Regions from separate parts of the Homo sapiens genome. Here region 2 is linked to region 1. Evidence: read pairs that join two places in POLR2A ChIA-PET (ENCODE). Cell type or tissue: B cell. All regions are shown on one strand. Region 1 has its middle 11 kb from the start of SNAI1. Region 2 overlaps B4GALT5 (beta-1,4-galactosyltransferase 5).

Region 1 (2,500 bases):
TTTCAGATGGAGTCTCGCTGTGTCACCCAGGCTGGGATGCAATGGCGTGATCTCGGCTCACTGCGACATCTGCCTCCTGGGTTGAAGCGATTCTTGTGCCTCAGCCTCCCCAGTGGCTGGAATTACAGGCATGTGCCACCATGCTCGGCTAATTTTTGTATTTTTAGTAGAGACGGGGTTTCACCATATTGGCCAGGCTGGTCTCGAACTTATGGCCTCAAGTGATCTGCCCGCCTCAGCCTCCCAAAGTGCCGGGATTACAGGTGTGAGCCACGGCGCCCGGCCTGAACCATATGAGAGTAAGTTATAGACACAGTGCCCCTTTACTGCTAAATATTTAAGCTATGTGTCCTAAGGATAAGGACATTCTCCCATAGTTTCATGATCAAAATTAGGAAATTTAACATTGGTGCAATGCTACTCTGTAATCCATAGTCATAATCACATTTCTGCAAGTGCCCCAATGATGTCTTTCACAGCATTTTGGGGGGTGTAGCTGGTGGGGAATGACCAGGATGCAATGCAAGGATCACACACTGCATTCACTTGTCCTCACTCTTTTATTTATTTATTTAAAATTTTTTTTCTAACAGAGACAAGGTCTCACTCTGTTGCCCAGGCTGGTCTCGAACTCTTGTGGGTTCAAGCAATCTGCCCGCCTCAGCCTCCCAAAGTGCTGGGATTACAGACATGCCCAGCTACTTGTCCTGACTCTTTTTTTTTTTTTTTTTTTTTTTTTTTGAGACAGAGTTTCTCTCTTGTTGCCCAGGCTGGAGTGCAATGGCATGATCTCGGCTCACTGCACCCTCCACCTCCCGGGTTCAAGTGATTCTCCTGCCTCAGCCTCCTGAGTAGCTGGGATTACAGGCATGAGCCACCACGCCCGGCTAATTTTGTATTTTTAGTAGAGATGGGGTTTCTCCATGTTAGTCAGGCTGGTCTCGAACTCCCAACCTCAGGTGATCCACCCGCCTCGGCCTCCCAAAGTGCTGGGATTAACAGGCGTGAGCCACCGCTCACTTAATCTCTTTTTTCCCAAGGCAGCTCCTCAGCCTTTCTTTGTCTTTCACAACATTGACGTTTTTTGAAGAGTACAGGCCAGTTGTTTTGTTGAATGCCCTCCAGTTTTTTTCCTGATGTTTCCTCATAATTACATTTGGGATACGCACTTTGGGCAGAACCACAGAAGCAGCATGTGTCTTGTTTGGTGCAAGGTGTCATGAAGCACATGAGGTCGGCTCATCCCAGACTGACATCAACTTTGACTGCTTGGTTAAGGTGGGGCCCACTAGGTCCCTCCTTGCTGAAGTTCCTCTTTTTCCCTTTGCGCTCAATCTGTATCTTGTGAAGAGATACTTGAAGACCATGTGATGCCTCCGAGTATCTCCTCACAAGATACGGAAAGGACCATGTGATCCTATGATGCCTCAAACTTCCATCCACAAGTTTCATCCCTTTCAGGTTCTTTTTGCCTAAATCAATTACATTTTACGATGGTAGTTACCAAATGATGATTTCCTTTCTTTTTTTTTTTTTTTTTTTGAGACAGAGTCTTGCTCTGTCGCCCAGGCTGGAGTGCAGTGGCACGATCTTGGCTCACTGCAAGCTCTGCCTCCTGGGTTCACGCCATTCTCCTGCCTCAGCCTCCCGAGTAGCTGGGACCACAGGCACCCTCCACCACACCCAGCTAATTTTTTGTAGTTTTAGTAGAGACGGGGTTTCACCGTGTTAGCCAAGATGGTCTCGATCTCCTGACCTTGGGATCCGCCCGCCTCGGCCTCCCAAAGTGCTGGGATTACAGGCGTGTGCCACTGCGCCCGGCCCAAACGGTGATTTTCTAACCCCATCATTCCTTCTACTTTACTGGCTGGCTTTCTCCTGCAGGACTTCCCCTCTGTCGGGGCAGCGGCTTAGAGCTGTGGGTTGGGAGAAATGGGGCCAGGAGCAGCAGGATCTGGCCAGGCCATTAGATCCTCCCCGGGGATTTTCTTTAAAACGAGTCCAGGAAATAAACTGGCTATAAAGCCAGTCTCCATGCAAGTGTCAAGGCAGGCAGGTCTGGGGCCAAGGCCATCTCTGGGCACATCTGGGCTGCATTAGTGACCTGTTGGCTACTTATGGGTATCCTCTGAGCTGGGATGAGGGTCTCCTGGTAGACAGGGATCAGGACTGTCCTTGTTCTTCTTTGCTTTCAAACTGTTTATTTTTTTCGTTTTTCCTTTTTTTTTTTTTTTTTTTTGAGACAGAGTGTCACCCAGGCTGGAGTGCAGTGGCTCAATCTCGGCTCACTACAGGCTCAACCTCCTGGGCTCAAGAGATTCTCCCAGCTCAGCCTCCTGAGTAGCTGTGACTAAACACACACACCATCATACCTGCCTAATTTTTGTGTTTTTTGCAGAGATGTAGTTTCGTCATGCTGCCCAGGCTGGTCTTGAACTCCTGGACTCAACCTATCCTCCCACCTCAGCTTCCCAAAGTGCCGGGATTACAGTCATGAGCC
Region 2 (2,500 bases), 330 kb before region 1:
CAAAAACCCCACGTGGCCAACATTAAACAGGGACATTGAAATCTTTCGAAAGATTTCAAATCATCTCTTAAGGTATATCCCAAGCCATAAAATAATAAGCAAAAAGGACCAGTGTTCAGAATGCTTTCCGAAATGAGGGAGCAGTTTCAAATGCGGCCTTGCATTGATTGGGAGACAGCCCTATGCTTAACTTCTGGCACCGTCGGAGAATAGATCAGATATTGTGTTTATTCTCTAGTAGCTAGGAAAGATTTTAAGGAAAAAAGACAGCTTCCAATTATTAAAAAAAAGTATAACTGTGTGAAGTCTCTGAAAGCAGGAGTAACACCTCATTCTCTATTTCCAGCAGATAGGACACTGCCAGTCACAGTAGGGGGGCAGTCCACAAATACTTGTTAAACCTAAGACTTAAACTTCATCTAATATCACATTTCTAATTCAGTCCTGTGTTGTTGTTGTTGTTTTTAATCATTTGGGCTGTGCAGTATGTTCCCACTGCCCTGAAATCTTCCTTTCATCCCAACATATTACTAAACCAGTTGTCTTATTGAAAATTTTGTGTAAAGCTTTTATTGTATTTATTGAAAATCTTGTGTAAAGCTTATAGTAAGGTGCCGCCAAGAACTCACTACCTCCTTTCCTCTGCACTGCAAAGGACACAGTTGCTTAGCCCCTCCTTTAAACACTCTCCCTTTCTTAGCTTTGCATCCCAACTGGAGGATTCCTCTAGGGCAGTCATTCTCTAATGTTTCCCACCCATCCCCCAGAGTGCTTTTAAGAAGCCTGTTTCCTAGGTCCCACTACCCAGACTGATGCATCTGGTCTGAGTGGGGCCCATGAATGTGCACTTGTAACAAGCTCGCAGGTGATAAATGGTGCTGGACTAAGGACCACACTTCTATAACCACTGCTCTAGGGAACTCTGGCCACATAATAAATATAAGCAACATTTATTGAGTACTTAATTACATAATTCCTTACTGCATTTAATCCTCATAATTATCCTAAGAGGCAAGTAATACTATCCAATTTACAAACAACTTCTAGGCTTCAGTTTCTCCAAGTATCTTCACAAAGGTCAACTGAGAGCACTAGAATTTGAACCAGGTGTGTCTGTGCTCTTAACCACTAAGCTTTTATACCTCACTCATCCATGTTCTAGCCACAACCTCTCTCTGAAAGATTTCAAGCACCCACATGGCTTAAATGCTTACTCTTAAGGAGATAGCTCTCACATCTTCATCTCCTGCACAAAGCTGCCAGATGGATCTTTCTTGACCTTTCTTAATTACAGATTTATCCACACTGTTACTGCTCAAAAGTCTTTTACGTCTCTTGCCTTTATCCCTGAGCTGCTGCTACAGCAAGGAGTCTATTCTTTCTGCCGTGCAAATCCCATTAATCCTTCAAACCCCAGTTCACAGACCTCTTGAGGAAGCTTTCAGTACCGTGTCAGTCTCCCCCCTTCTCCAGTTTCTGTGATGGTCTATTACAGACTATCAAAACTTGGATTTGTTTCCATGTTGACTTAATTCACTAACAACTGTCTCGTGTTAGTCTCGTCATTCAACTAATAAATTAACGTAAACCACATAGTATTTTTTTTTCTAATTATCGAAAGGAACTAGCACAATGCTAAAAAAATAAAAACTGAGGGAGTAAAGATTGCCAAACAAAAGGAAATAATCACAAATCCACAACTTGGGATTGGATGGCATTTTAAGGAACACTCACCAATATCATCGAATGCTTCCCACTACTGGGGAACTATGACCTCCAAGAACACAGAGTCAACAGGGAAAATATGGCCATCAGCAAAGAAAACCTACTTTGGTTGGGTACAAAATGTTTCCCAGTCACTTGTTTTTTCTTTTTTTCTTTTTTTTTTTTGAGACAGAGTCTCAGTCTTGGCTCACTGCACCTCCACCTCCCGGGTTCAAGTGATTCTCATACCTCAGCCTCCCAAGTAGCTGGGACTACTACAGGTGCATGCCACCATGCCTGGCTAATTTTTGTATTTTTCATAGAGACGGGGTTTCAGCATGTTGGCCAGGCTGGCCCAGTCACTTTTGCCCACTGGTTCTCTCTCAACCTTCCCCAGACACCCTCTCCCACTCAGGCCCCTTCTATGTGTGCCCCTCCCATATCACAACTTCACACAACTTCACATCTTCATCATCACAACTTCATCATCACAACCTCACTCCCCATCCAGGCTGCGCTCTCTGCATACTGGCCCAGTTGTCTACACTTGACAAAGAGTTGTGACCACACTAACGGAGTTGTCCAGATGCAATAGGATGAGCCTAGAAACACACAAACCACCAGCAGCCCTGTTCCACCTGTTACCAAAGATCTGTAAAAGCAAGCCCCTTTTTGGAGATTCACAATGCACAATAACTCAAGGCCCAGAAATTCCCAGAAGAGAGATGTTTAGTTATTTAGCCTGCCATTTCCCAAACCAGAACATCAAGTGAGTCTCTGCAGAACTTACTTTGGG

What was found. ChIA-PET counts read pairs that join two places held together with the same protein. Peaks named below come from ENCODE experiments on the same cell type or tissue, not always from the same donor. Only the 100,000 strongest peaks of a DNase experiment are listed, where the experiment ranks them.
Region 2: POLR2A ChIA-PET joins it to region 1 with 5 read pairs; 3 of 35 experiments call an interaction of 5 or more read pairs at or near these places.

Annotation. Positions count from the first base shown.
Region 1 is chr20:49,992,266-49,994,765 of GRCh38, forward strand. No RefSeq gene overlaps it. Among named protein-coding and RNA genes, the nearest start is that of SNAI1, 11 kb to the left of the region's middle. In B cell, no CTCF peak of the experiment used is centred here; a DNase peak (open chromatin) is centred at 1,326.
Region 2 is chr20:49,657,938-49,660,437 of GRCh38, forward strand. All of the region lies in intron 1 of B4GALT5 (beta-1,4-galactosyltransferase 5), which reads right to left. Among named protein-coding and RNA genes, the nearest start is that of B4GALT5, 55 kb to the right of the region's middle. In B cell, no CTCF peak of the experiment used is centred here; no DNase peak of the experiment used is centred here.